Regions from separate parts of the Homo sapiens genome. Here region 1 is linked to region 2. A link is an interaction called in ENCODE POLR2A ChIA-PET data of the cell type or tissue named here. Cell type or tissue: GM12878. All regions are shown on one strand. Links, peaks and the distances in the headings refer to the core of each region. The heading gives the core; the rest is flanking DNA. Region 1 overlaps ATXN1 (ataxin 1). Region 2 overlaps ATXN1 (ataxin 1).

Region 1 (9,810 bases), core at 2,971-5,470, 110 kb before region 2:
TGTACACTCAACTGTTGGGCTGTTGGAGGTCTCCCCATGAGAACTTTATTACAGAATGGAGTATGGAGCCTGGAAAGGGAAGGTGGCCCAGTGAGGAATGGTACTGCATTCTCAGTCTCTGGGTGAGTTGAGGCAGGGGACCAGAAGGAGAGGAGGGAGGAGTGGGAAAGGCTTAAAGCCTCTTGGAAGGAGAAAAGCCAGGGGAAAGGAGAATGGTAACTGGGAAATGGGCTAACCTCAGACCTGCCTTTAGCGGACGCCTGGCTCGAGGGCCCAAGACCTCAAGCTCTCAGAAACTGGTAAGAATCATGCTGTCCCAGGTCCCAGTGAGGTGACTCTAGGTAGGAGGCCCTTAGCAGAGGTGGCTGGGTCAATCCCAGTCGGCTGCTTTTATCTTTTATTTTATCGGCACTTAGAAAGAAAGTATGGTGCTCCTTCTGAGAGGGCTCTTTAACATTGCAATGGGCCAATCACTTTATATCATTATCTCATAATTATTATATTACATTACATTATATTATGATAATTCCTGTTTTGTAAATGAGTAGCCGAAGCTCAGTTACATAGCCTGTCCATGGTCACAGTGGAACATGAACCCAGTTTGTGATGTCAAAGCATTTCTATCTTTATGGCAAGCCTTCATAGGAAGCAAAAGAAGCTTGCAAAAGTAGGAGACGTTACCTTATCCTCTTTCCCCGTTCAGAATTTGGGCTGCGGCCAGGCTCAGTGGCTCACGCCTGTAATCTCAGCACTTTGGGAGGCCGAAGCGGGTGGTTCATGAGGTCAAGAGATCAAGACCATTCTGGCCAACACGGTGAAACCCCATCTGTACTAAAAATACAAAAATTAGCAGGGCATGGTGGCCTGCGCCTGTAGTCCCAGCTACTTGGGAGGCTGAGGCAAGAGACTTGCTTGAACCCAGGAGGCGAAGGTTGCAGTGAGCCAAGATCATGCCACTGCACTCCAGCCTGGGTCACAGAGCGAGACTCCATCTAAAAAAAAAAAAAAAGAATTTTGGCTGCTCACTGATGTTAGAATTTAAAAGAAAGTAAAGTGATGCTTCAATTAAAAAAATTAAAAGCTTAAAAAAATTAAAAGCTTTAAAGTATGGATTTTTTTTGGTGGGCGGAGCAAAAACAGTGACTGAAGTGTATTCATATTGAAACACTGTGGTGTTTCACTGGTGTTCAAGTTGACAGGGCAGGGGTGGGAAAGAATTACGGAGTAGAAACCCCTGGGGCCCAATGGGGAGGCACCTAGAGGGCCTAAGGGGAAGGATCCTACAGATGAACTTGACCTTCTTTATGATTTTGCGGAAGACAACTCTGCTTATCTTTCCTCTGGGACCAGTAAAATAGCTGTTGGGGGCAGATGCTTTGCTGATGCTTAGTATACAAAAGACAGCTTATATGGGGGCAATATTAATTTTCTTAAGTCCCTTGGCATGGATTCTGAAAACTTTAAGATTTATGATTTGAGAACCCTGACTCTAAAATACGTGAGAATTTTCTGCTTGCAAAATAGATTACGCTTGCACAAAATACGCTTGCACAAAATCTTCTACTTGTATTTCTACTCTGGATTGTTGAAACAAATTGATTTTTTCTTTTTTGAGACAAAGTCTCACTCTGTCATCCAGGCTGGAATGCAGTGGTGCAATCTTGGCTCACTGCAAGCTCCGCCTCCTGGGTTCACGCCATTTTCCTGCCTCAGCCTCCCGAGTAGCTGGGACTACAGGTGCCCGCCACCACACCCAACTAATATTTTTTGTATTTTTTAGTAGAGATGGGGTTTCACCGTGTTAGCCAGGATGGTCTCGATCTCCTGACCTCATGGTCCGCCCGCCTCGGCCTCACTAAGTGCTGGGATTACAGGCGTGAGCCACTGCGCACAGCTGAAATAAATAGATTTTAAGTGGCTGGCTGGCTCTCAGATTGCATCCTGTTAGAAAGTCAGAATAGAAAATAGATGCATTTTAGCAGTGTTGGAAGAATAAACTCAAAGTCCCCTGGAAATCCTGGACCCCACCCACCTCTTACCAAGTATCCAGCAGGAACCTTCTTCCTTACTATTGTTATAATACATTCTAGCCCCAGTAATTTGTTCCACGTATCTCATTAGAGTGAAGATAGCAACATACTTAAATAAGAATTTCATTTTTCAGTTTTAGCTTTTGATGTAGGCTAAATGCTCTGTGTCACATAACTTAGACTACCTACATGCCTCATACACTGATACCCTATTTTGAAATTACACATGAATTTAACACTGCCACGTTGGGACGTGCTTTCTAAAGTTACCTATGAAATAACTTAGATCCGGTCTTGGAAACACCTTTTACCAGCTAGGTACCCATCACATAGCTTAGTAGGTGATGGTGGGGTCCTTCGTTTTTTTGACTACCCGTATAATTTCAGGAGCAAGCCTAATTGTTATGCCTCCTTTGTTATTACCTCCCCTAGCCTAGATAACATGCCTTCCAAATTGTATTGAGAGTACACAGGAAGACAACTGCAGCAGGCAACCAGCTCTAACAACTGCGTCATTTTCTAAGAATCAAAGGAATTACTTGAGTTTCTAGTTCTGGCTTTGGCTTGCCAGACATATACCTTACCCCAGCGAGGTAAATGATTCAATCATTTGGGAATGATTGAAGTTGCTGCCTAATTCATAACTTATAGGTGATTAAACTTGTAAAGTATTTTGAGGCTGTTTCTTTCATTCATTTATTCCAAACAAACATTTGTTGTTGAATGGGTAGTGACTTTGATTTTAAAACACTATACAGACATAAAATAGTGGCAGCTTGTAGATAGCAATTTTTTAATTTGCTGTCCTTAAGGAATTTCGTTACCAAATCCTCACGAATCTTGAACCTTAGAAGAATAATCCTTTCCTTTGTTGGAGTTTTAAATTTAGAATAATCAGACAATAGTGAAGCATTCTGTTCAAAGCATTCCTTTTAGGCTACCCATTTATTATACGCTGCTCTTAAGAGGAGATGAATTTGATTAGCATTGAACATTCAGTCAGTGTTTTTGCATAGCTAATATCACGGAGAAATTTTCAAAAAAAGTTATGCCTGCTATTTAACATTATTATACAGTCAACTTTTAATTATCTGTATTAATGGAATGTAATCAGTGATGTGTTGCTCCAAAATCATTTCCTTTGGCTTTGAGAAGCACCGGATGATGCTTTTATTGGTTTGTGGTTTTGCTTAGATAGTATTAAAATTGTGCCACATGTGTGCACATAGCTCATCTTAGGGAGGAAGTAGCCCAAAAGTATACTGGGGGCTAGGGAAAGGTCAACTGGAATTTTTAAACCTACCACAGATACATATACAATGGATGACCCCAAGATTATTCATCTTAATTATTAAATAAAAAACAATGGCCAAGAATTATATAATGGCAGCTGTGTAAGAAAAAAGACGCAATGAACCACATGTGAGATTTCCATGTAGGACACACATTGTTTCCCACCTTTCCCTTTTGAAATTTCCTGAAAGTGAAACACTCTCATAACACTACAGCAGTGAACACTGTTAGATTTAGTGATCCTCCAAATGCATTTTGCTGGTGCTCCAAATAGGCCTCTTGGGGGAACAGAAGGAACAGAAGGGCTGATGTCTTGACATGTTAATGTTTCTAGATAATGTCACCTTTAGGTGTGATAGCTGTTACTGTTTATTATTTTTTAAATAACCCTCTTGTTCCCATTCATTCAAGTTAAGCTTTTTTTTTTTTTTTGAGACGGAGTTTCACTCTGTCACCAGGCTGGAGTGCAGTGGCGCGATCTCTGCTCACTGCAACCTCTGACTCCCTGGTTCAAGCTGTTCTCCTGTCTCACCCTCCTGAGTAGCTGGGATTACAGGCACGTGCCACCATACCCAGCTAATTTTTGTATTTTTAGTAGAGACAAGGTTTCAGCATGTTGGCCAGGATGGTTTCGATCTTCTGACCTCATGATCCGCTCGCCTCAGCCTCCCAAAATGCTGGGATTACAGGTGTGAGCCACCATGCCCGGCCTAAGCTTGTTTTTTTTTTAATGAATAACAATGATAGAAGGAAATCTTTGGAGGGTTTATCTTCTTAGTAGCGGCCTTTCAAATTTCAAAAGTCTTCTCAGTGCACAAATCTGTTTTTGCATGAGGCTGCTATAGGGCCAGCACTTTTAGTCCTCTGTGGCCTGTTCACCTGAGTGAGTGGTGACATTTCTTGGTTCATACCTTGGAAGGCAATGATGGCTGGCCCTTTAGAGTGAGGTGAAGGAAGACTGATCCCTGGGTGTGGAGGTACTGATGCATAGGAAAAGAAAACATCTTTGGTGACACCATTGGGTGTCAGATCAGTTTTTGGCAAGTTGGCAGGAAAGTCTCCAAATCAGTGGGGTCTGGCTGGGCACCAGCAAGTTGGAAGCTGCATTAGTTCCTTCTGCTGGCATGTCCCCCTGTCATCTGGCCATAGCCTCATCTGCTCCTACTACCTTGCAGGTGCCCTTGGGGTAAAGCTGTCCAGATGCACATGAACCCCTCCTCTTTTCAGCTGGACACCAAGCCAGGAAAAGGAGAGGTGTGACTTTTTGACGGAGGCCAGTTTCTATGTCAGCAGCCTTGCCAGTGAACACTGCAAAATGGTGTCAGCCTGCAGCCTTTTTGTGCACTGGAGCAGAGCTCCCCTCACCACATTTGTGAAACAGGTTCTGTCATGGGGCCCAGGTGTCCTTTTCTCCTGCCACCCCCACTCCAGCTTGCTGGCCGCCTTATCATTCCACACCAGGAAGCCAGCATCCTTGAGTTGTCCTTACTTCTTATGACCTGCTGTGTAGAAAGAGAGGGGAAAACCAGTGTCCGAGTGGCTGCTGTGGGTGTGGTCTGGGCCGCGTAGTTTTATATACGTAACAACCTTCTGAGACAAGCGTTAGTGACTCCTTTTACAGCGGATGAACTTGAGGGTCAAGCCAGTAAATAATTTCCTCAAAGTGACAGAGCTGGAAAGTGGTAAAGTTAGGATCAATACTCGGCTTTGATTTTAAAATATGCATATGCATATATTTTGGAGATCTGGATATACCACTTCCAAAGTAGCATATTATACTGAAATTTCAAAAGAGAAAACATCTTTAAACAAAAGGAAATAACTCTTAATTATGGAGTTTCAGGTATCAATGTGTTGCTGGAGGGCTGTGATCTTAAAAGCATGTCACATTGGCAACCCGTTCCGGCAGGTTGTGACAAGCTATGTAGCATGCATGAAAGCATCATTCATTTTTTAAAAAATGTCTTCACCATTTATTTCTTTAATTTTTTGTTTTAACTTTTTATATTTATAGGCAATAATTATGTATATTTATGGGGTACAGTGTGATGTTTTTATAATGCATACATTATAACAAGATTCAATCAAGCTAGTTAATATATTCATCACCTCACCAGTTTATCATTTTGTGTGTGTGTAAGAACATTAAAAATCTGTGTTAGCAATTTACTTCATTCTTAATGGCAGACTCAGCTTCTTTTTTTTTTTAAATCCTAGACTGTTGGCTTCTCCTTCCAGCAGTGTTGTAGGACTCAGCTGCCTTTCTTTGCTGTCCCTGGCCAGAGATGTGTGCACTCCTGGTCTCCTAATAAAACTTTAGCCTATGCTGGGAGCCATGGATTTGGCAGCACTGCCTTTAGCATTTAGGAATATGTTTCTCCTTACATCAAGAATAGTTTTAGGCCAGGCATGGTGGCTCACGCCTGCAAATCCCAGCACCTTGGGAGGCCGAGGCGGGTGGATCACCTGAGGTCGGGAGTTTGAGATCAGCCTAACCAACATGGTGAAACCCCGTCTCGACTGAAAATACAAAAAAATAGCCAAGTGTGGTGGCATGTGCCTGGAAGCCCAGCTACTGGGGAGGCAGAGGCAGGAGAATCGCTAGAATCTGAGAGGTAGAGGCTGCAGTGAGCCAAGATTGCGCCACTGCACTCCAGCCTGGGTGACAGAGCAAGACTCTGTCTCAAAAAAAAAAAAAAAATAGATTTATGCTGCTTGTTGAGGACCAGCAGTATTCTCAACCATGTGAGGCATTCTTCGAACATGTGAAGCAGCATTTTCCTGGATGGGCATTTCTGCCATAATTGTGGGCAGAAAAAGGTGTGGTCCACATATGCCCAACAGGGCCAAGGGGCAAGGGTGAGCATGTACCTATGTCTTATACCCCGGAGATTCTTGCGGCTGACGAGGTTCCCTTACAAAGCCCAAAGGAATTCTCCTCCTTCCACCGGAGGTGTTTATAACCTCTAATTTGCTCACCATGCTTCTAGTGGAAGGAGTAGGAGCTCAATCCCCTGGGAGGCTGCGGCAGAGCCAGAGCAGGCTGGTGACCCAGAGCAGTGGCACTCCCCTCTGAGTGCATGATGCAGATGGAGCAGGAGGGGGATGCAGGTGGGACACCCTGCGCCCTGCAGGTGAGTGCACAGCCAGCGAGACACCCAATCAGGGAGCAGGAAGGCTGTCCCTGTGGCAGCAGGTAAAAGAGAGAGTCGCTGAGATGAAATTCGTGGGTGTGTGCTTCAGCTTGTTTGAACAGCTCCTGTGCAAGATCTTATAGTAAATGCTGAGCTTCTTTGTGCTCTGTGCCTGTCGGTGGAAGGCATAGCCCTTGATGAAGATTTCTCCTTCTACCCATCTTGCCTTTGGAAAGGGCTCCCCTTTGACAAATGCTGCTGTAGTATTTGATGCAGCCTCCATGAGGTGCTTTGGGTGGGAAGTGGATTCTGACCTCATTTCCCAGAGGAATTTGAAGTGGAGGGGAAGGACTAATTGGTCCCTCATTAAGGACTTACAATGAAGTACAGTATTTCTCCTGAAAGGATAATCTAAGTCACTGGATAAAATGCCCAACACACTTTTAACGTGACATAGGAATCCAAAGTCATTTTTAAATCAAAGATTTTTGTAGTTGTGGAGAATGGCTGTGTTTTAATGGGATCTTTACATATCAGCATTACAAAGGGCTCCTTCAAATGTGATGATTTTAATGTTTTTGCTGGGGTTTCACCTGAGGTTCCAAATACATATTTCCCTATCATATTTGCAGGCATCCAGCACCCGATTTTAGATATGCAAATCAGCTCACTTTGTTTACCAGGCTTTGGATAGGGGAGAAAAGGAGGTCTGAGGCTGGGCACGGTGGCCACACCTGTTATCCAGCACTTTGGGAGGCCAAGATGAGAGGATTGCTTGAGGCCAGGAGTTCAAGATCAGCTTTGGCAAGATAGAGACCTCGTCTTTACAAAAAATAAGTAAAAATTAGCCAAGCATGGAGGCGTGCATCTGTAGTCCCAGCTCCTCTGGAGGCTGAGGCAGGAGGATTGCTTGAGCCCAGGAGTTAGAGGCTGCAGTGAGCTATGATCGTGCCATTGCACAGCCTGGGTGACAGAGCTAGATTCAGTCTCTGAAAAATAAAAAAACAAAATAACGGGGCTGCAAAAGCTTCCTTGACGAAGAAGGAAAGTCTCTCGCTCCTGTTTAACACTGCCTGGCTGGGTTCCAGCTCACTAGCTTAAAACGAGAAGGCACCACCACTGTGATTAAAATAAGGCCCTACTTAATTAAAACAGTGTGAGAATTTAATAAGAGGCATAAGACTTCACTGATAGTCACCAAAAAATCTCAAAAAGGTGACTTAACAGGCATTAATAGCATATGTTGCTTGTTTACTCTCTGTCAACATTCCGTTTTCCAGAGACATCCTTCGTACAGGTGAAAGTCTCTCATTCCTCCCTCTCCCCTCACTGCCTGCCTTTCAGCCATTTCCTTGCTTTTTGTAGTTAACCAGTAAGAAAGAGACCATAATGGAGAAAGAACACACTGACTGTGTTTCACAGACTGTTGCCCTCATCTCCACTTGTGTTAAAGAAGGTAAATTAGTTCCCCTCCAGATTAACTTCAGCGTCAGCTGTGGTGCTTTCCTGACACTTCTTAACATTTGAACAGTACCACATTCTGTCCGTTTTATCGTTGTCTCTTCTCATACCCTGTATTTGCCAATTCTGTACTCATGCCCAGACAGATCTATAGGTATATGTAGGAGGATGATGAAGAACGGGCCGATTCGTAGCTCACCCTTTGAGCCAGGACCAAAGGTTTGGGAGTCTTAGGCTCTGACCTTATTCTTTTGGAGAGGAAAGAATCATTTTCCTTTAAGCCTAAGTCTGGCAAAATCTAATTACAAAGTTTTTCGATTTTGCTATTTTAAAATAAAAGCTAAGCCTTCCCCCCATCTAATCAGCCCTCTCTTCCTCTGCTTCTAATAGTGAAGGAAATAAAGAAGTCTCTCAATTTCACAAGCTTGAGGTACTTATATTTGTACATGATTTCCTGTTCTAAGTGGGTGGTTTTGGCCCCTGGCACTTCATGTACGCTAGGGCATTTTTGGACACTTTTGGTATCCACCTTGCTTAAGAATTGAATGACTAGGAAAGAAGGTCATGGGGAGTCTTCAAATTATTAACCCTCAGTCCAATCTAAGTCATTAGTTAATGCCATGTTTGAAGGTGGTAAAGTAACCGTCATCTTACGAAGTAACTCTCGTTTGTTATGCTTAGTGCTGAACAAAGTATAAACTCACCAATGTGAGAGACAGGGACAGGATGCTTATTTCTTTATGGATATTTAGAATTTGAGCCTGTAGGCTGGGCACGGTGGCTCACGCCTGTAATCCCAGCACTTTGGGAGGCCGAGGCAGGCGGATCACGAGGTCAAGAGATCCAGACCGTCCTGGCCAACATAGTGAAACCTCGTCTCTTCTAAAAATACAAAAATTAGGTGGGGGTGGTGGTGCGCACCTGTAGTCCCAGATACTCGGGAGGCTGAGGCAGGAGAATCACTTGAACCCAGGAGGTGGAGGCTGTAGTGAGCCGAGATCGTGCCACTGCACTCCAGCCTGGCGACAGAATGAGACTCCGTCTCAAAAAATAAATAAATAAAAAAAAAAAAAGGAAAAAAAGGAATTTGAGCCTGTAACACCAACTTCAGCACAAATAGATCTCTTTCTTGATTCTGAAATGATTTATCAGTTTTAAAAAATGGTGGGGTGCACTGCTGGTGGGAGTGTAGGTTGATATAGTCATTTGGGAAAGCAATTTGGCACTATTGTTTAACAGTGAATATTCATAGACCCATTCCTAGGCAATAACCCAGGGAAACTTATGCTGATGGGTATTGTTCCTAATGGACACAGCATTGTTTCTAATAGAAAAAAAAACGAAGCTGAAAAAATTTTAAAGGTCGTCAACAGACATATATATATATATTAGTCTAATATATGACAATTAGACTAATATATATATTAATTAGACTAATATATATTAGCTTCTATCCCTGTAGACTAATATATATTAGTCTAATATATAATAATTGAACTAATATGTATAATTTGACTAATATGTATATTAGCTTCTATCTCTATAGACATATATTAGTCTAATATATAATAATTAGACTAATATGTATAATAATTGGACTAATATATGTATTAGCTTCTATCTCTCCAGACTAATATATATATATATTAGTCTATTGAGAACCTTTATATATATATATATATATATATGCACACACACATATACACGTACATACATACATATATATAATTTTTTGCTTCACAGAATGGAATATTATACAGCAGTGAATATGAAGGAACTATAGTAGCTACCTGTAACAACATGGCTAAATCTTAGAAACAATATTGTGTGAAAAAAACTAGTCACAAAAGACTATATACAGTATGATAGTATTATAAAGTTTAAAATCAAGC
Region 2 (9,810 bases), core at 2,491-4,990:
GAGACGTCGTTCTACAGCTGCTCAGCACAGATTGGGTATTTATCATCTATATGTTCAACTTACATTTTATTTTCATTTTATTCTTGATATGCAGACATACTTTTCTCCAATGTATAATTATATTTCATAGCAAACTTTGCACTACGTCCATAAGGAGATGTAACCTGCATACAAATACACACAGCAGCAGTCTCTGTATGAATAAATCCTTACCTTTATGTGATAAGCCATGCTAATGATAAGAAGCAGTGACATGGATCAACATGAAATATAATTTTTTTAAAAAACCTTTGAGGATAGACATTTTTCCAGCATATTTATCTCTGATAATGTGTTCTTTAGGCCGGTACTAATTTTGGATTTTATTCCTTGAACACAAACCAGTTAATATACACAGAGAATATTCTGAGTGCATGCTAGGTATCCAAGGACTGCCAGTTTGTAAGAAATTTTACAATGGATAACTCCCATAAATGATCAAATGTTGACTGAACAGGGAACGCATGATATTGTGAATAAATCATATTCTTCAGAATACCTTGAGTTTTGGCCTACCTCCCACGCTGACCTCCCTCCAACTCTTCTTGAGGTCTAACTGGACTCTCAGTCCAGCCCTGCACTGGAGATGCCTCTCAGTCCAGCCCTGCACTGGAGATGCCTCTCAGTCCAGCCCTGCACTGGAGATGCCTCTCCATGGGAAAGGGGTGTTTTTGGCCCAGTTTGCCTGCCACTTAAGCTCCTTGGTGGGCAGGGTGGAGACAGGGCTCTGCACCCTGCTGGGCTGAGTGTGCTCATTCAGAGGAAGCATTTCTGAACTCTGCAATTGCCAGCAGCCCTGGCAGCTTCTCTTTATTCCTCAGAAAGGAAATACAAAGAGTTACCTTTAGTTCTGAGTTGGAAAAAGAGGCTGTTGTGGAACATTTCATTGAGGGACTGCACAGTTTCCTTAGAGACTTATGTGATGATTTTTCTCCAAGTCACCCAAAAGGGTGTTCTTCCATTTGAACACCTGTCCTCTTCCATGGAGGACAGAGACTCAAAGACATATAACGTCTTCAAGTATAATGTAATATAATACCATGTTATCAATCAGTTAATCAACAAATATTGATCAAAGAGTTATCATTTGCGAAAGCCCCGTGAAGCTTACAAAAAGAAGACAGACATAAACCCTACCTTTACGGAAGTTACCACATTCCACTTGGGGAGATGACACCTATTGTAGGATAAGGAATAAAATGGTTAGTAACATAAGGAAAATGAATTTTAAAACCATAGGCATTCACATGCAAAAACAAAACAACCAAAAAAAAAAAAAAAAAAACTTCTGATTGAGAAAGTTGTAGAATAAGAGGATAAAAGAGTTGTAGAAAAAGTGGGATTTGAGCTGGTCTTGGGAGGTCTGGCTTACATTTTGACACGTGGAGTAGAAATGCGGGCTCTCAGAGAGGAAGTGAGAAGCTCACTGTGGCTGCTTCAGTGTGCATGAGGGGAGAAGTAGAAATGAAGTTGGAAAAGCATGCTGGGGCCAGATTGTGAAGATCTTCAGCATCAAATAAAGAATTTCGAAGATGTTCAGTAAGCTGTAGGAACCAATGAAGGTATGGATGGCACGGGGAAGTTGTGTTATATCTACTTTAGGAAGTTCGATCCAACAGGGATGACTCAAATGGTTTAGAGAGAGAAAGCATTGACAAGAAGACCAATGAGCAGGCTGCTGTGAGAGGAATTCAGTCTGAGCTAGCATGGGGCGGTGAAGATAGAAAGGGTGCAGAATTGGTAGGACTTGGAAACCGATGGAATGTGGGAGAAAGAGTAGAAGATGATGATGCTGTCAGCTTCCATCAGAAATTAAAGAGGAGGAGCTGGGTTTGGAGCAAGGGACTGGGAAAGTTTGAAATAAACATAATTTGTTTCCACTGCATATATCCAGGAGTTTGTAGGGGGAGATACCAGGGACCAGGATACAGATTTAAGAACGATAAACAGTAGAAGGAAATCATTATAGAAAGTGAATAGAACTGAGCAGATAGCCTTAGGAAATCTGTCCCCTAGAGTTAGAAAGAACAGAGAGAGCAAAAAACTGCAGAGGGGCCATAAGGAGTAATATAAGGAACCCAAGAAAGTACCATCTCAGAGAAATTAAGAATATTTGTTTATTTTGGTTACAATAGACAAATTAAACTCAAAGTGATTCAAGCAAAAAAAAAAAGAAATGTATTGTATTATATGTGGATTGGTTTTCTATTGCTGTATGACAAACTACAAATATAGTGACTTAAACAACACCTATTTATTTTTTTTTGTGTGTGCATCTTTTCTTTTTTTATTTTTTATGTTATTATTATTATACTTTAGGTTTTAGGGTACATGTGCACAATGTGCAGGTTAGTTACATATGTATACATGTGCCATGCTGGTGTGCTGCACCCATTAACTCGTCATCTAGCATTAGGTATATCTCCTAATGCTATCCCTCCCCGCTCCCCCCACCCCACTACAGTCCCCAGAGTGTGATGTTCCCCTTCCTGTGTCCATGTGTTCTCATTGTTCAATTCCCACCTATAACAATACCTATTTATTATCTCACAGTTTCTGGAGGTGCGAAGTCCAGGCATGGCTTAGTTGAATTATCTGTTGGAGGTCCGAAGTCCAGGCATGGCTTAGCTGAATTATCTGTTCAGGGTTTCATAAGACTGAAATTGAGGTGTCAACAGGGCTGCCTTATTATCTGGAGCTCATGGTCCTTTTTCAAGCTCACATGGTTTTTTGTATTTAGTTTCTTGTGGTCGTAGGACCAAGGTCCCGTTCCATTGCTGGCTGTGAGCTGGGGGCCACTCTCAGGTCCTGGCATTCACCTTCAGTTCCTTGCCATATGACTTGCCTCCTCCATCAACATGTCCTCTCTCACTTTGAATCTCATTCCTGGTAAAGCCCCATCCCTTTTAGGGTTCTCTTAATTAGATCAGGCTCACCAAGATAATCTCTCTATTTTAAGGTTGGTTGACTTTGGACCTCACTTATATTTGCAAAATCCCTTCACAACAGCAGAACCTTGATTACTGTCCCACTGACTAACTGGGAAGAGGTGTGTGTCTGGCAGGGGACATGGCAATCTTGTGGGCTACGTTAGAATTTGGTCTATCATAATATAACTAAAAATTCCAGGGATCAGGCCGGGCGCCATGGCTCACACCTGTAATCCCGGCACTTTGGGAGGCTGAGGCAGGTGGATCACTTGAGGCCAGGAGTTCAAGACCAGCCTGTCTTGAACATGGCCAACATGGTGAAACCCTGTCTCTACTAAAAATACCAAAAATTAGCCGGGCGTAGTGGCTGGTGCCTGCAGTCCCAGCTACTCAGGAGGCTGAGACAGGAGAATTGCTTGAACCTGGGAGGCAGAGGTTGCAGTGAGCTGAGATTGCGCCATTGCACTCCAGCCTGGGCAACAAGAGCGAAACCTTGTATCAAAAAAAAAAAAAAAAAAAAAAAATAATAATAATAATAATAATTAGCCAGGTGTGGTGGCATATGCCTATAATCCCAGCTACTCGGGAGGCTGAGTCAGGAGTATTGCTTGAACTCGGAGTCAGAGGTTGCAGTGAGTGAGACCGTGCCACTGCTCTGTCTGGGTGATGGAGCAAGACTTCGTCTCAAAAAAAAAAAAAAAAAAAAAAAAATCCAGGGATCCGTCTAACTTCTGGCATGGCTAAATCCAAGGGACTTTACTGTCATCAGGACTCAGATTTTCTGTCTTTCAGCTTTTCTCTGTACTGGGAAGCTTCCTTCTCCAGTGGGCTTTCTGTAAGAGGTGGCTAAAGAAACCAGCTGTTAGTAGCATCATGCTCCCGTGGTCTCACTAGGAAAGAGTGTGTTGCTCCTCTTAGTTCCAGGTAGTCTGAGAGAGGCCTTTGATTGGCTTGCCTTGGGTACATGCCTACCCCTAGGCCAGTCACTGTGGCTGGAGGGTTGTTGTATTACGATTGCCCAGACCTGGGTCATATGTCCATCTTCCAGGCCAATGTGTGAAGTCATCCCAGCCCAGATAACAGCCAAGGGGAGAGATCATTCCAGAAAAGATGCTGTTCAGGCAAAAATGCTAGTCTACTAAATAAAAGGAAAAGAAAATGGAAGGAACTATTACTAGTGAACTGTATCAGACATTGTTAGAGAAGTTAAGAGGAGGACTCAGCAAAGGTCACTGCATTTAGAAGGCAGGAAACCATTCTTGACCTTTGGAGGAGAAGGAAGGTTACTAACACAGAGAAAAGTGGTGGAAATCAAGCTCCAGAGTTTTAAGATGTAGGCGGTGAAATACTGGCATTGAATGTATAGTACAACTGTTTGTTGGTAAACAGAAGAGAGAGGACAGCCATTTGGGACTGTATTAGGGTATGGATAAATTCTTTTAGGAATAGCAGTGACTGAGTATGCTTGGAGTGTGAGAAATTTCCAGTAGAGAGGAAAAAGACTGAAGGGAAGTTGGGAGCAGAGTTGACCCCAGCAGGATCTGGAACCAGTAGGAGGAGAATGGATTCAGACTCCAAGTAGAGAGGCCACACACAGTGTAATAACCTGGGTAATATAGTGTGTGAAGTTTTTTGTTGTTTGGTTTTTGGTTTTTTTTTTTTTTTTTGGTCATTTGTCGCTTCTTTGAAATAGACAGGTATCATTGCTTTCAATGTAGCTATCAAATGGTGATTAAATGTACTCAAAAGATCCTCAGCATCTCTCTGGCCCTGTAATTGACAGAAACATTTAACCTTAGAGAAGTGGTTCTCAAAGTCTGGTCCCTGGACCAGCAGTATCAGCATCACCTGGGAACTTGTCAGAAATACAAATTATCTGACCCCACCCCAAGCCTACTGAATCAGAAATTCTACAGATGGGTCTTAGCATTCTCTGATTTAACAAGACCCTCTAGCCATTTCTATTCGTTTCTTTCCTTTTTTTGAGTCGGAGTCTTGTTCTTTCGCCCAGGCTGGGGTACAGTGGCGTGATCATAGTGCATTGCAGCCTTGAACTCCTGAGCTCAAGCCACCTTCCTGCCTCAGCCTCCCAAAGTGCTGGGATTACAGGTGTGAGCCACTGCACCTGGCCTTCTCCAGCCATTTCTGATGCTGCTTCAAGTTTGAATATCACTGCCTCAGAGGTCTGCATCTCCCCTCCACATGCCATGAAGGTTTCCTTAATAGTGGCTTTGAGAAGCTATGAGAGCTAGTGATGTAAGCTGCTGGTGATGAGGAAATGGGGGAGTTTGTAAATCTTGAAAGGAGATGACAACTGTTCAAATTCCACTAATGACTTAAGATGTAATGGATTGGAAGAACAGAATAGAAAGGCTAAGTTGTAATTTAATTTTTTTTGAGTTTGTGGAGGGCTGACACATGATGATGATAGGCATCATCAGACTTTCAAGTCCCTGGAAGACAGAGAAAGGTGAAATGGGCTTAAAGCATAGCTGTAGACTGGTGATTCTTTTGGAGTAAGGGTTAAGTCCTAGAACAGGTTTTGGATATGGATCATTTAAGTTAAATCCAGGCTCTTCCACTAGATGCTGTTAGGAGGTTGCAAAAGAAGGGCATGGCAAGGTTTCTTTCATCAGAGAGCTTAGAAACTTTTTGAGCCTTCAAGACTTAAATAAATCCAGTGGAGTATAAAAAGACAGTATAACAAAGTGCTGAACTGAAAAGGACCTTGGGTCAGAATGTGTGGTAGAGACTGTAAGTGCTGTGGGCAGTCAGGGGAAGGAGAAATTGGCATTGTGTCATTTTCTCCTCTAGGCAGAGGATGAAACTGACAGCCTGGCGTAATTTCCCAGGTCCGATGGCAAGATATTGGACACCTTGGCTTCAGGAAGTGCTTTTTCTTGTTCTCTCTCTCCTTTCTGAGTGTGTCAAAGTTGCCAGGTCAAAGTGAAGGTTTATACTCTGAGACTTTGAATGTGGAATATTGTTAATATTTTTGTTTGTATAAGAAGCTTGTAGGATAAATTACATTTTATCTTGGACATTTTAAATGGAAAGAGACTCAAATAGAAGTTTGGCATATTTGTTTCAGACAGGCTTTCAGACTTACTCCATTCATGGGGAGAACATGAATGAGCCTGTTGGATGATGCTTTAATGTTGTAGGATGAAGAAAGCAAACTACTGATTTTCCTTAGTGGAAGAATTAAGTTGAGCCAGATGTGGGATGATAGGGAAGAAGAAAACACTTCAGATGAACATGACATTTCCACTGCTTTTAATTTCTTTGCACCTTGCTTGCGGCTCATGTGGGTAAGTAAACAGACCACTGAACCAAGAACCAAGAGAGAAGGTTGACGGAACACTGTTAACGGTGGGCATAAAAGCTGTTTAAGTCCAAGAGAGAAATAGTAAAAATACCGTAATCATCAAGGGGAAGCCAGAAATCTGGTACCTGATCCAAGGTCCTAAAGATGTTTTTCAGAAGTCTACAAGTAATGTGATCTGTTTTCAGTCCTTTTTGGGGGAGGGTTTTCTTAACTTCAGCTGTGGCATGCAGGTGTCAACAAGAGAGCTTCCTTTTACTTCACTGTGATAACGGAGTGACTTGGGGTGCATTAGAGAGCAGGGTCATTATTTGCTGTCACATCAAGAATAATACCTGCATCAGGGGTGTTCCTCTCACCGAAATTAATCACAGAGAAGGTGTGTGTTGCTCTGATGGCCTAGCAGTCAGAAAGATGAATCATCTCTTATTTCAAGGTATGGAGAACAGTTGTGTCACTCATTTCTTTTTCAAGGAGACTCAGTTGAAATGGCAAAATAAAAAAGAGAGAAATAACAGAACACAGTTGTACATCACTAGATCAGTTCGTATAATACAGACTGTTTCCTCTACCTGGAAACCTGATGCCTGGCTAACTTCTGCTCATTTTTGACTTTCCTGTTCGAATGTTAGTTTTGTAAGAGAAGCCTTCCTGAGACCCTCCTTCTAAGTGAGGTACCCCCATCATGACTACAAATCACAATGTTCATTTTTCCTTCATATTGCCTATCCAGTTTTCAAATTTTATGCATCTCCTAAAACTCATATAATTATTTAATTCTGTCCCTCTTGAGGCAGTGAGCTCCTTGGGTGCAGGGTCCTGGGCTATTTTGTTTACCATGTATTCCCCAGTTGAACACAGAGCCTGGTGGATTTAGCAAGTACCAAGTAAAATTGTATCAAGCGAATGATTTAATTAATGAGAAAGCACTTGGTAAACTGTATTCATTATGAAAGTGATGGTTAATTATGTGAGTAGCAGACACCTCCTTTCTCTCTTCTGTCCCAATTTTGTCTCTCCATTTTTTATTAGTTCTTTATTTTGAGATATACTTGTCAGTGTGTTACCAATTCCAAATCTAAGATTTGTTATTATTCATTCTTGCCTTTTTTTAGAGATAAAGGACCACTCTTTTTTGTTTTTTTTCCTCAGAAATGCTATTAATGACACCCACAATGCTAATACTACAACTGTTTTTTCTGTGCATGCTCATGATTTGAAAGGAAAAACATGACTGGCCTTTGTCGATGATGTATTTGGGAAGCAACAAGATTCTAGTGTAGCACTTAAATTCTGTTTCTTGTCATCCTCAAAGCTGCTAATACAAGTTCCTTTGCCTCAAGTGTGCTTCTCAAAAGTATACAAGGCGAAATAAGTTGATAGTATCGTTCCAGGAGAAGCTGTTCCTGGGTCAGCCTTGAAAGGGGGAAAAAAATCAAGAAATCCAGGTGTGGAAAATATTAATGATCAGGATATGAATAAGTCTTTTCATTAAAAGCAACAGCAAATAAACAAAAAGTTATCCAATCCTTTTCCAGCAGGGCCTCGCTGTGCCACTCTGGTGGGTGTAAGTGTTGTCTTCGGTGGGCGGAAATGGCAGACAGCCAAGTGGAAAATTTCACAGTGTCGCAAACATTCAGTGCACGAAACGCTGCAAACCAGCAATCTGAGGGAGCCGTGTACCAAATAACCACGCTCCTGCATGTGCCCTACTGCCCACCTTACACTCTTTCTCCTAGCTTCCTGCGTGATGCCTTCACTTTCTTTTTCCCGGAGATTCCAGATTCTTCGTTTCTGTTCCTATTCTTTCCTGAAACTCAGCACAGTAGGGCATGCAGACGTTTGGATGCTCCCGGGATAGTTGATGATTGGTGCCTTACCAGTGCTGGCTTTTGTATTCTGGCTCCAGAGCTCAGGAACAGGCTTATGACCACCAACAACGCTTTGCATTAACATAGTGGATTTCTTCTCGGGAACTGTGTGTGCTTTGCAAGAATGATCTTCTTGATCTTCTCCATGACCCAGTAAGATATGACAGTGGCAGAAGGTGCTAGTCCTTGCCTCCTTTTGCAGAAGAGTAAAGCCAAGTGGCCTGTTTTGAGGCTTTTGCAAGTTTGCATCTCAGCTAAGATTGTGTCTGAAGTCTCCCAGAAATGGCTTCAACTTTGGGGTGAGGAGAGGCTGGCTGTACCATGTTGTGTTCTTTTTGGGAAAAGAGCAAGAACATTGAACTTCTTTTTTAAGAAAATGGTCTTTGGTGAACTATCAATTCGTCTAATTGGTCGTGAGACTGTATTTGTTCAGATAACAAGTGATTTGATGATGTGTTTACCTTTTTCTTTTTCTTCTGTTCTATTTCCATGCTAGGTATTTCTCACTTCTCTGTGAAAGGAAGAAAGAACACGCCTGAGCCCAAGAGCCCTCAGGAGCCCTCCAGAGCCTGTGGGAAGTCTCCATGGTGAAGTATAGGCTGAGGCTACCTGTGAACAGTACGCAGTGAATGTTGTAAGTTAACAACCAAGAACAATATGTGTAGTGGCTTGCCTTGTAGGATTCATGAATCACTTGATGTAACCGAGCCAGGTGTTGAAGGGGTATTAGCATGAGCTCTAGGTGATCGTCCAATTAATTTCTTTTTTTAATTGGAAGGGAATTTAATTTTTTAAGGGAAGAGGTCCTGTTTGTATTTGCTGGAACTTGCCTTTCTCTCGGCTTCTATGGCATGCTGCAAACTATCTACTTCAGGAATAAAAGGATGGAATACAGTGATTCTTTCATTGTAGGAACACCTTTTCTACTGGTACAGTCAAATAGTATCAGATTTAGAGCAGCCCCTTTAAACTGGGCTGTTGCAGTTCTTTTAGGTTGGTGAGTAGGGGGTAAAATTCTCCAGGCTAAGGATTAGCAATCAGAGTTTCCATCCAGCAATTATTCTTCTGTATGTGCAGTTGATGAAAATGACATTTTTCTCTCTGGCTTGTAAAATCTTGAGGTATGCAAGTTACAAGCAGTTATGTTTGGTGCTTCCCTTACTTAAAATGAGCTGATTTACTGGTTTTGATCAGTTACTGGCTTGGGATTTTGAGATTAGTAAAGTTTGTTCCCACATGTCACCTGATGGCCGCCTTGCATGAGAAGTTTTAGTGTCAGGTAATGGAAGAGATGACATAGTGTGACTTCAGGGAGCCCTTCCACTAGGAAATAATGCAAAGGTGCTCAGCCCTCCTACTTTCTAGAGAATTTACCTTGTTGCTGGACTGTGTCACAAAACACAGTTAGGAGATTTTGACCAGGAAAGAAAATAGCTACATGAAACCCAGGATGGCCTATGAATACCTCTGAGGACGAGAAGATATTATCTTCAAATTTTAGGAAATGACAAGCCAATTTCTTCTAGGTTTTTGTTGTTGTTTTTGTGTATATATAAATACATATATTTCTGTAATATATATGTATACTCTTGTTTATGTATGTGTGTGCGTGTACACACACACACACACACACACACACACACAC

Evidence for each region. ChIA-PET counts read pairs that join two places held together with the same protein. Peaks named below come from ENCODE experiments on the same cell type or tissue, not always from the same donor. Only the 100,000 strongest peaks of a DNase experiment are listed, where the experiment ranks them.
Region 1: POLR2A ChIA-PET joins it to region 2 with 14 read pairs; 4 of 35 experiments call an interaction of 5 or more read pairs at or near these places.

What each region holds. Positions count from the first base shown.
Region 1 is chr6:16,593,655-16,603,464 of GRCh38, reverse strand. All of the region lies in intron 3 of ATXN1 (ataxin 1), which reads left to right. Among named protein-coding and RNA genes, the nearest start is that of ATXN1-AS1, 160 kb to the left of the region's middle. RefSeq lists a silencer at 10-195. In GM12878, for the core only: no CTCF peak of the experiment used is centred there; no DNase peak of the experiment used is centred there.
Region 2 is chr6:16,484,961-16,494,770 of GRCh38, reverse strand. It overlaps ATXN1 (ataxin 1), which reads left to right. Exons shown (of 8, transcript NM_001128164.2): 6 at 8,662-8,799. Among named protein-coding and RNA genes, the nearest start is that of GMPR, 250 kb to the right of the region's middle. RefSeq lists enhancers at 684-743, 1,402-1,511. In GM12878, for the core only: no CTCF peak of the experiment used is centred there; no DNase peak of the experiment used is centred there; H3K4me3 peaks cover 2,075 bases; H3K27ac peaks cover 1,996 bases.